2 separate regions of the Homo sapiens genome follow, and region 2 is linked to region 1. Evidence: chromatin contacts called from ENCODE Hi-C or POLR2A ChIA-PET data. All regions are on one chromosome and are shown on one strand. The core of a region is the stretch at or near the end of the contact, and the rest is flanking DNA. Distances in the headings are between cores, read along the strand shown. Region 1 has its middle 31 kb from the start of TRIL. Region 2 overlaps CHN2 (chimerin 2).

Region 1 (6,126 bases), core at 1,340-3,839:
AAACCACTATCAGCTGCTGGCCACTCTAAATAGGTGGCACCTGAGACCAGACGCAAACTCCTGAGAAGCGAGTGAAGCTGAAGCCTGAGGCCCTTCTTCCTCACAGGCCTCTGTGAGTTCTGTGAGGAGTCATCGAGTTTTCCAGAAGAGAGGAAGCTGGGTTGCAATCAGAAAGCATTTCTAATCAGCCATTTTTGGTAAATTGCCTAAAGAGATCTTCATGAGAAAAAGGATCTAAACTTACAAGTCTCCAATAATTTTTTGTGATATCATTTTTCATTCTAAAGAAATGTTCACTTTCCTGCCTAATTTTGTATTTGTAATTGTATATTCTTTTTAAAAGAAATCATATGAGCTTTGGGCTTCACAAAATCAGGATCTCCCCTGCCTGTGCCTTTTTCCAGTGCTTAAACATTTTGCCTCTCATCCCCTAAAAAGCTAAACAATTTATTGTGATCTTGAAGCCATCATTGCTGGGCATAGTCCTGAAATATAGTTTTCCTGCAAAAGGAGAGGGAGGGGAGGAAGAAGGAAGGGAAGAAGGAAGGGAAGAAGGACAGAAATGCACAAGATTATATGTAGAGTTAGTAATTCATTTAATGTTAAGGAAGGAAAGTCACCACCATTACAAGCGCCTCTTTAAAAAAAAAAAAACACCCTTCCACATAGACTGAATCTCGTCTTCTCTTATGAAGGTTCTAAATTCCTAAAGATGGCTTCAGTGGACCATCCAATAATCAGATAAAAGGTCCACATTGCCGTGGACACGACATGGCTAAAGACAGGACCTAGACTTTGTTCCTGGGATTTTGTGGCATATTGTTAACACAAATCACCTGATTACGTTAGCCAGCAATGATCAGTCATGTATTCTTTCGCCTTCATCCTGCTTCTCCAGTTAGAGGGTTTTGAAAATCCCTTAAACAATTCAACCACTTGTTACGGAAGGTTTCCACAGCCTCTTGTCTCCTTTGTCACACAGAAATTCCCCCAAATCATCTTGGCTGCTTACATCTACAGAGCTATAAACGGGATGCGAGTCCTCAGCGGGGAACACCAGAGCCCTCTGAGGGTGGGGAGCTTGGCGTCATACCAACTTCCTGGACCCACACTATCTGGGTTCACTAGTTATACTGATCAGACTGGCAAGTCCTCCTATGGGAAACCTTGTTTTGCGCCCCTCCATAGACATCACCTTTGTTTTTAGGTAGTATTGATCACCCGAGGATTCGGGTTCAGGCCCACGTCATTCTAGGGTCTCAGGGTCAGAGCAAGTAAGGTGATAAAGTAAAAGGGGTTAAATAATCTTATAAACACATATTCACACTGGAGATTTCCATTTTTTCTATTTCTTTTTATGAAACGTTTATGCACGCTTTATGGTTCTAAAACACAGGCTGCTGTTTAAGCCATTCACAGAGATAGAAAAGAAAAGAGAAGGAGAAAGCTTTTTAAATGTGGGGGCAGGGGAAAGCGGTTAGTGGAACTTCATCTGCTGAGTGTTCATACAGAGCAGAAATAAAGAAGTGTGTGTCTATCCTATGAAGCCTATAAATCTTAAGGAAACCCAACTGTTGCCGACCCAAAAGCCTTCTGCAAATTTGCTCTTCACAGTATCTGACCCTCCAGGCTCATTGTTCTGTGTTTTCCTGGATTGATATGGCCTAAAATCAAAACTGCATTCATAGCTCGGAAGTAATTTAATAGCTCTAGTCTAGAATTAAACTTTTTGGTCATTCATTTTGATTAATTGCTAAAAGAAATTCTGGCGCTTATACCCCTAAATACAATTTTATTTTGTGGAAACAGAAAACTTATTCTACAAAGAAGTCAACCTCTATCATAAATTCACCATCCAGGCTTGAGTGGTTTGACGTCTGGGTGCTGTACCTTGGAGACATATAATTGAAGCCCACGTGTAGATGTAGAGGTACTTTTAAAAATTTCCTCCTTGAAGATGACGTTTAACTCCACAGAGTAGCTTTCTTTGTCTTAATTCTCTGGGCTTCCATTTTTAAAAGAAAAAGCTATCCTCAAAGGCTTTATAGGGTTATTAATTACACAATGTCACCTATCGACAGAAGAAAGCCACTGTGACAGTCTCTAGCTGTCTGAAATTTAAGTAGGCTTACCAAAGCTCTTAAGACGACAAACACATGCATTTGTAGGACGGTTCCTGTCCCACTGAGGTTAACTAAATGGTCTGGGGATGGGCAAGGAGAAAGAAGGGGAGCACTTGCAAAGTAGCTGGCTCCACTTTGGAGGAAAAAAATCCTGGGGTTGTTTTTGAGGTCCGGCTGAGAACCAAGAGCAACAACAAATCATCTATATTTTTTTCAGCGCATCATGTCTATTTTTCACGTAGCAACTCCCTTCCGGGCATTCGGAAAACGCTCCTCGTCGGATATTTCTACCCACAGGATGCTCTTTCTGTTTAACATGGAAGTAGCTTTGAATTCTCTCTGCAAAGAAGAGGTCCGGTATCCCGGCGGGAGAAGCAAAGTGCCACTGGGTGCTGGAACGTGGAGGAGAGGGCTCGCAGGAGGAAGGGTGGGGCTTGGGAAGGAAAAAGGCGCGGCTCGGAGGAGAAACCGGCTGCTCACAATCCGCGAAGCCAGAAGTTACCCGGCTCGTGGAACCACGTCCACTTCCCCCAGCCAGTTCCCTCCTGGGTTTCATTCTTAAAAAGCGATTTGTATTGGTGCCTCTCTTCCGTGTGCTACAAAGAGAAGTGACCGCTAGAGGGCAATATGCTGCAAAATAAGAATTTGATCGCACATGAGAAGAGCTGAAATAATAAGCATACAGATAGAATGAAATAGAGGTATTGTGAAGAAGTGTGGTGAGTAGGCTTTCCAATCCCTGTTCTCCATATCCATACACCCCCTCAAATATACACACTTAACTGAATGGCAAAGTATCTGCACTGCAGAAGCTAACCCATCATTTTTTTCTCTCTCTCTCTTAGTTTCTGAGAGTTGGGAGGAGTTTTAGGGAATATTGAACTCCTCGACATCAGAACAGGGTAGTTTCTGGAAGCTTTCACCGTTCATAAGCCCAGAGTATAAGATCAAAGTAGTGGTTCTCAACCGGGGGCCGGGAGGGGAGGAGGGGAGTTTGCCTCCCAAGGAACATTTGGCCTTGTCTGGAGAGATTTGTGTTTGTCACAGCTTGGGGGATGGGGTGAACATAGATACTACATAGATACTAGCACCTAGTGGGTAGAGGCCAGGGATGTCACTCAACATCTTACAATGCATAGGACAACCTCTAATAACAAAGAATCATCCCCTGCAGATGTTCATAGTGCCAAGGTTTGACCAGGGTCAAACATGAGTGCACAGCTTGTAGATGCATTTCCATCCAGTGAGGGTGTGGTTCAGTCCTCAGCACTTCAGCTCTTCTCAGTGTTGACAGGCATCTCCTATGCATTGTGCATCTTTCCCCTAAGTAGACCTGCTCCATGTGATTGAAATGTGTTGCCGCAGGTAAGCTGGTCTTTCAGATTCCTGCAGCACAGAGACCCATTTACTGCAAGGCATCTGCCCACTAGGACCCGGACTGGCAGAGCCTTCTGATGTGGATTCCCCAGCCCACCCTTAAGGGAGCCTCTGGGCACTTTAGTCAGGGACCTGGCTTCCTCCACTTACTAGTTGTGTGATCTTAAACAAGTCTTTCAGCCTCCTCTGTAAAATGGTGATGATAATGACACCTACCTCCTGGGGTCTTGTAAGGAGCAAATGAGCTCACAGGTAGAAAGCCTGGTAGGCCCATAAGGGCGTAGGCATTGTCTTCTCTTTCTCCCATAGTACATGATTCATTCTTTGTTTCCCTTCTAAAGGACTTAGCCCAAAGGCATGTGCCACATCTGTCCTTGTCTTATCACATTTAATTTTTTTTAAAAAATCTTATTTTAATGGGTCATTACTGCATACTTCATCTTTGTCTTATTATTATTCAATTATTCTGTCCAGAGACAGTACAGGGTGATGATCACAAATTCAAGACCCAGCCTGCCTGAAACTGAATCCTGTTTTGCCCCTCCCTAGACAGCTGATCTTGAGCGAGTTATTTAACCTCCTTGAACCTCAGTTGTCCCCCCTCTAAAATGGGTGTGATAACAGTACCCATCATTGTACAGATTAAATTAATTAATATTGGAAAAGTACTTGGAACAGTGCCTGGCACATAGTAGTACTAAATAAGATATAAATAAATGAAAACGATGGTGATGAGATTCATACTATTTCCCCCAACACCTAAAAATCCAACCTAAATGCACCAGAATAACAACTGATGGGATGGCTGAAGCTAAACTTACAATGCCAGGATTCCAAGGTCATTCATCTACAGGTAGGGGGCTTGAGGAAGAGAGCTTCTTTTGCATCTGAGAACATCCATAGTGCAGGAGCCACATCTGGCCCAGTCCTGTAATTTTACTAAGAAGGCAACTCGAGCACAGAGTCAATGGTGCACAGTAGGGAAGCAGGACCAGAACCTGCCAGTCAACACCACAGCTCACTCCTTTTGGCCTACATTGAGTTGCTTCAATCAATAACCACGGTACTGATCTGACACTGTTATTAACCTTCTCTGTGACTTGCAATCCGCTTCCCCATATCCTGCAATGGTGTGGTGTGGCTTATCATTTGCCCTCTGAGAATATTTGATGCCTCAAGGGACACTCAATTCAAAGTACCTAGAAAATACTAGCTGGGTTTTTAATTCTTCTACCAGTAGACTGGACTTCACCTTGAATAGAATACCACTAATACCACTGAAGGAAAAATTTAGAGGAAATAACATCAAAGAGTGAACACTACACAACTATGTTATTACAGAATTTTTCTCAAAAAATCTGCTGCCCTTCAAGGGTCACTCCTCAGATACTCACCCCATTAGCACCTTATAGTTACGTAGATGTGTTTCTTACACTGTGTTGTAACTACAAGTTTATTTTTCTTCTCATTCTATGAAATTTTTTTTTTTGAGATGGAGTTTCGTTCTTGTTGCCCAGGCTGGAGTGCAATGACACTATCTCAGCTCACTGCAAACCTCTGCCTCCCAGGTTCAAGCAATTCTCCTGCCTCAGCCTCCCTAGTAGCTGGGATTACAGGCATGTGCCACCATGCCTGGCTAATTTTTTGTATTTTTAGTAGAAATAGGGTTTCTCCATGTTGGTCAGGCCGGTCTCGAACTCCTGACCTCAGGTGATCCACGCACCTCAGCCTCCCAAAGTGCTGGGGTTACAGGTGTGAGCCACCGCGCCCGACCATTCTATGAAATCTTAAAGGCAGGACATTTGTTGTCAACTCTGTCCTCAGTAGCCCAGGCACAGTGCCAGGTGCACAGTCAGTCTTCATAAATGTTTGCTACTGCTTTGGATGGTGACACCACAGTCACCACCACAGGAAGCAGATTGCAAGTCACGGGCGCAGGCCCAGTAGGGCAGCATTTTCCCAGAGCGTGGCATGTGGACCATGGCTGAGATGATTTTAGGTGGAAAGAGATTGATTTTAGATAGGACATGGACAAGGTATAAAACAACATTGAATCATGTAATGAGAAAGTTATTCCTTACCCAGTGATCCTTCAACATTTCTGATTTCTTTCTTTTTTTTTTTTTTTTTAGACGGAGTTTTACTTTTGTTGCCCAGGCTGGAATGCAGTGGCGCAATCTCGGCTCACTGCAACCTCTGCCTCCCGGGTTCAAGTGATTCTCCTGCCTCAGCCCCCCGAGTAGCTAGGATTACAGGTGCCCGCCACCACGCCTGGCTAATTTTTGTATCTTTAGTAGAGATGGGGTTTCACCATGTTGGCCAGGCTGGTCTTGAACTCCTGACCTCAGGTTATCTGCCCACCTCGGCCTCCCAAACTGCTGGGATTACAGGCATGAGCCACCGTGTCTGGCCAACATTGCTGATTTCTTCAGGGAGAAAGTCTCTGGTGGTAATATGTCTTAATCTCTCTCTCTCTCTCTCTCTCTCCTATCAACATCTTTTGGACAAACTAAATACACCTGAGGCTGAAAGCCAAGAATGTTTAGCAGATAAAAATATCTACCTAGAATTTAACACATTGTTCTCAATACATCTCTTTATGACCATCTTTTCTGCACAGCAAGTG
Region 2 (5,698 bases), core at 3,073-5,572, 560 kb after region 1:
TAAAGTTTACAGTTTCATTAAAGATTTTTATGTCCATGAAAAAAGGTCTTTAGATGTAATCTAATTGCTCCTAAGTGTCAACCCCTTGGTCCAGGCATAACTGCTGATTTCCATGGCTATTGATTTTAACATCTGTAAAGAAAAGTTTTCATGGATTTTTCTTATCAGTGCTTCATTGCTCTGATAGAAAGTGGTGAAACTTAGTTATTCTTTGTCTCTTATCTTTACCAAGCATTTCTTCATTAAAAGAGGCACCAAAAAAACTTTAAAATAGCTGGTGAGCTTCCATTTTTAGTAGCAAGTTGAAAGTGTCTATTTGCTGTAGCTGGTTCATATTCAGAGTATGTGTTATACTTTATAATCAAATTTATGATGTAGCTATTAGTTCACACTAATATGTGTGATTGATTATGCAGGACTGGGCAGGTAATGTGTGAGACCTAGTATAAAATGAAAATATGAGGTTCTTGTTAAAAAAAAAAATTGAGACTTTCAAAACTATGACAGCAGCACATTAAACCATGCTAAGGACAGGGCTCTGTGCAACAGCGCAGGTCACATGCGCCCTGAAGCTGACCCTGTGGTGATGTATAAAAAAACAGGAGTAAAAGACAAGCTTCTGTGAGCATTCAAAGAGGAGGGGGCTCCCTAGTGCTGGAGATCCTGTGTAAGAGACAGTGTGGTTGTTCTCTCAGCCTTAACCAAGAATCCTCGTGGGTAGGTGGAAAGTTGGCTGAAGCCCAAGTAGATAAATAGATCAAGGATGGTTATACAGGGGAAAGAAAGAGCACCCGGGCTATGCAAACAACAGGAGTGAGAACTTGGAGTCAGAAATGTGCCAGGAGCGAATAAGGTGCAGGGGAGAGACCTCGGGGACAGAAAGGAGTCCATCACATTTAAATCATCAGTTGGGGTGGGCCAGATGGTGGAAAGATGATGATTCCTGGGCCCTGGAGCCATCAGAGTCTCCTGAGCAGGCCCTTCCCCCACTCAGCCTGCTGCTTCTGTTCCCAGCCTCTCCAGTCTGCATGGGGATCTGCATCACTCTTTCCTGCCAAATTCTCTCCCACCCCCATGCACTTCCAGGATACCCTTCCTTCTTCCCGATATGGAATATGGATGGAGAGCAGAGGCCCAGAAAGTTCTAACCCCCCTCACTGTGTGTTCCCCACTCCCTTTCCACCCCCCTTCCACCTCCTGCCCAGCCTGTACCAGCTTCCCTTTTCTCCCTAGCGCTGATCACCAGCTGACATCGTACATATTTATGTGTGTGTTTGCCTGCCTTCCCCTTACCAGAGGGAAACTCCCGATGGGAGGGGGTGGGGAGAGAGGGTTCGTGGAGTGGGGATTTTTGTCTGTTTTATTGACTGCAGAAACCCCAGTGTCTAGAACAAGTCCTGGCCCACAAGCTGTTCATTCACGTTGGCAGAAAGCAGGGGACCGTATCTCCCTACAGTTGAGCTTTCGGAGCCCTCTCCTCACTCCCTGCCCTGCAGTTTGCCCTCTTGTGCGGCTTGTGTGTTGTATGCACCTGTGTTCATTGTACTAGAGTCCTTCCACGGAGTGGGCCCTTGCCAGGGTCATCAGATGGCGCAGGAGAGATGGAGGCCCTATCAGGATGTGTCGGGCCAGCTCTCAATCCCCATTTGCCAGGGATGGTGACTGTGCAGTGCTACCCCGTGTCTGATCCATGGGAGCGGGCGGGTAAGGGGGAGGAGGGATCTGTCCCAGTTCACTACAGCTGTCCTGTGTGGCGCCTTTCAAAAGCATCCCATCAGGACGTAGGGGAAATGGTTGCCCTACTTACTCTTATATGTCCCCCACTCTGCTGACAGACTGAGGATGCACCAGGAGCACCCCGTTCCCATGGCACACCCCATCGCGTGTGCTCTTGTAGCATGCTCCTTCTCAACATGCAACCCCCACCCCGTGCTATCCTGGAGGCCAGGACTAGAAGTTCAAGAAGCTAAGAATATGTCCCCACGCTCCCACTAAAACACCTGTCCAGGACGTGGCAGCACCACCACCTCCCAGTTTGGATTTGAGGCTCCTTGATGATTTCTAGGCCTTTCATTCATTTTTGCATTCTTCTCAGTCTAGTGGTCATTTGCTTTGGAAGAAGACTTTTTGCTTCCCGCATGCAAGCCCCTCTCTCTTCCTCTTCCCCCTTGACCTCATAAAAGTGTGTCAGCCCTTCGTGTCATTCCCAGCATTTTGTCTGCCTTGCCTTCTTATCAAGCTCCCAGGTGTCTATCACCCTTTTCTGTCCATCTGATGCTACTTCTGTGCCTGGAGAACAGGGATGGCTGGATATTGCACCTGCAAATTGACACAGGCAGAAATTGGCTTCAGAATGGTTGGGGGCTTGTTTTGTTTTTTTTTTGTTTGTTTGTTTTGTTTTGTTTTTTAAGTTAATAATCAGAAAAGGCTGTTTTGCCAGAAACAAGTCTGGAAAGAAAATTCAAAACAAAGGCAAAACTCATCACCTTAAATATAAAATGAGGGACTCAAAGTGAGACTGGAATAAACAGGTTTGGAAATATATGGCTTTATTAAAAAAATGTTGTTTCTGCTCCCAGAGTGCTATGAAGAGGAGTTGTTTTTGTCTACCTCCTAATTCAGCCTGCTCCACATTATAATGATTACAAAGTCCTTGTTTTCAAGTAATATAACCCCTGGAAACTATCTTAAGCTAAATAGACTATTATACAGGATGGTCTCATAAAGCCTCCAGGGAATACTCAGAACTCAGGGACGGGTGGAAACAGGAACTGGGAGTATACCTGGAGCCAGTTTCTCCCTCTCTTCCTCCTTCCCTCCCTCCTTTCTTCTTTTTCTCCTTCTAACTCCCTCCCTCTTTCTCTCCCCCTCCCTCCTTCCTTTCCCTCCCTACTTTCATTATCTCTTCCTTCCTCTGTCTCTCCTTCTCCCTCTCCTTCCTCCAGAGGCATCCAGTAGAGGCCAGGTGTGCTACTAAACGTCCAGGACAGGCCACCACAACAAAGAGTTGTGCAGCCCTAAATGCCAGTAGTGCTGAGACTGAGAAACCTCACTACTGGCAATGGGGAGCCACTCGAGGTTTTTGAGCAGGGAAGTGTCAAAAGGATGTGGGTGTCGATGTGCTCATAAACCTGATCAAAGTTAAGTAGCATGAGGACATCTTACTTTATGCAGTGGGGAGACTCCCAGAAAGCTTTGAGACAATCAATATTTTAGAAATGCAATCCTATCTTAAACTAGGGCAGCTGCTAATGAGAAGTCCAGGGATCTGTGGTGCCCGGTTTGAGAAACTCAGCTCTCCTGCCCCATCTCCTTGGCCAGCCTTTCAGAGGGAACTCAGAGTGTCTGTCATAGATTGATTCACCTCTGCTGTGTTTTCGTACATCTGAAAAGGGTCACTTCAAGGTTAGGACTTCATCTGGTCTTGCAAAAGGGGAGAGTTCAAAGTTTAACCTAATTTTTCATATGAGATGAATGTCACATGGTTGTGGGAAATACAGTAAATTATAGGAAAAGTCCTTGGCAGAGATCTGGAAGCCTTGACTGTGCTGCTGACCTGGGTGACGCAGGATAGGCTGCCTGCCCTCCAGCCTCTCAGTTAACCCTGGGCAAACACTAGACTAGACCTCCAGAACCCAGCCACATGTAGCTGGAAGGGACTTTAGCTCTCTCTTCTGTGAACATAAAGTAGCTAAACAAACAAACAAACAAACAAACTGCCTCTGACCCGAAGATTCCTTTTCAAAGCAAAAGAATAAAATTCTGATTTTTAATATGAATAATAAAATGACAAATTGAGGCAATAAGGTTTCCATCTATACCACTGCTTCTCAATAAAGGAAACTTCACCCCCCCACCTCCCCCTGACCCCTGGGGGACATTTGTCAATGCCTACAGATATTTGTGATTTGTCCCAGCTGGGAGTGCTACTGGCATTTAGTGGGTGGAGGCCAGCGATGCTGCCAAACATCCCACAATGTACGAGGCAGACCCCCACAACAAAGAATTTTCCAGCCCAAAATGTTAATCAGTAGTGCCGAGGCTAAGAAATCATGATGTATACTGGTAAGAAAAAGCAAAAATTCTCAACTGCAGCATGTCATAAACGGTACTTTTCCTTCTTACAGTTTCGATCCCAGGCTGAGCTGATATTAATACATCTGGGTGGTGTCTACATTGACCCATCAAAACATATCTGGTATAAAACCACCAGAGAATACTGCCTTCCAGATTCAGCAGCTATGAGACAAATAACATCCTGTTCATTTAGAAAGAGCTGTGTTGAGAGATACTTGCTAAATGCCTGAGATCTTTCTGGATGACTCTTCTTGCTCTTGTTTTTGCAAAGTAGCCATTCCTGGGCCATTTGTCAAACATACCTTATCTCGTGTAATATCATCTTTTTTGTTTGGTGTGGTTTTTGAATTCCAGGCAGACCGTGCCTAGTGTAATAGTCTTGGACAGACATTCTTCCTGTCTGGAGTATTTTCTTCCTGTCTAGAATATTTTAGTTACTGCCCTCAAGTTTTCAAACTGTTCTTTCTCTAAAAAGATATTCTTGCAAATCAGTGAACTTCAGAAAATGGAAAAAGCCGACCAGTGAATTTTAAGATACGGTATATTTCAATGAAAGAGTAGACATAATAAGTAGAAGCCAAATAAAATGGGCTCAGAGCATGCCCTCAGCATTTACACGTAGCCTTCTGTCTAGAGATTGTCCTTGTGGATCCAAAAGAAAATTGAACAATATATCGGTCGTGAAAATAAACAATGGCCCATCACCAAAAAGGAAAGTAGGCAATGGGCCTAAAATAATGTTTCACTTTACATCCTTGCTCTATTCTCATTTTGTTTTATTTTTTGGGGACTGTGTGGGGACACTGGGTGCTACTTGCTCTTCGAGACGTCTATGCATTTATTTGGCTGGACAGAACAGATCAAAGGCAGTAGGGATACTTGTTGGGAAAGGATGTTGGTAAATATGGACAGTGATAATAAGCATTAAAATGCAATCCTGATGTGCTCAATTATTTTTAAAAATATTGGCAAAAAAAGTGAAATTTTAGAAAATCTGTGATTAGCCTATCCTGTTTTTCCTGAAACAATAGGCCAGTTTATATTTTGTCAATATGCATTCTGTCCACGTGTAGTAAACATGTAGCCACTCACTTAATTTCTAAATATTGCATTTTCATTTTTACCCCAAGATATAGGGATATTTAAGATGAGGTTATTTCATCCACTCAAGATGTTTCAGAGACCAACGTGATGTCATTCCTTTTTTTTTTTTTTTTGAAACACCATTTGCCAGAAAAGAATGCCTTTCAAAACCTAAGCCCACCTTCATTGGCCTTTGGTTATGCTGTTTTCTCTTCTGTAAATGTCTTCCTCAAGTCATCTGCTCTCCAGTCAACACCATCACTTCCCCACCTGCTCAATCTTTCCCAGGCTGGTGAATTCCTATCCATCCTTCAAAGCCCAGTTCAATATCCCCTTCCGCAGACTTCTAGGAAGAATTTATTATTCTCTCCATTATACTACCATAGGATCTCCTACGTGTTCTGCTGTATCACCTGACACATAATTGCCTGTTTATTCTTGTAGATAATGAGATCCTTGAGTGCAGGCAGTTCTTATTCCTCTGATCTATTTCAACTTTGTATATCCAAGGACTAGTACAGGGCCAAGTTCAAAGCAG

The links. Hi-C counts contacts between places; a loop is a spot of excess contacts on that map. ChIA-PET counts read pairs that join two places held with the same protein, here RNA polymerase II (POLR2A). Pooled maps may share reads with other maps.
Region 2: a loop to region 1 is called in a pooled map, with 2.0 times the contacts of the local background. The contact joins two enhancer-like sites. A Hi-C loop is called at or near these places in 1 of 50 pooled maps. POLR2A ChIA-PET finds 5 or more read pairs at or near these places in 2 of 52 experiments (H1 and OCI-LY7).

The regions. Positions count from the first base shown.
Region 1 is chr7:28,924,467-28,930,592 of GRCh38, forward strand. No RefSeq gene overlaps it. Among named protein-coding and RNA genes, the nearest start is that of TRIL, 31 kb to the right of the region's middle. Within about 2 kb of position 2,590, at least 15 of the 41 ENCODE cell types and tissues checked have a DNase peak (open chromatin) inside an H3K27ac peak, as active enhancers do.
Region 2 is chr7:29,484,834-29,490,531 of GRCh38, forward strand. All of the region lies in intron 7 of CHN2 (chimerin 2), which reads left to right. Among named protein-coding and RNA genes, the nearest start is that of PRR15-DT, 76 kb to the right of the region's middle. Within about 2 kb of position 4,323, at least 2 of the 41 ENCODE cell types and tissues checked have a DNase peak (open chromatin) inside an H3K27ac peak, as active enhancers do.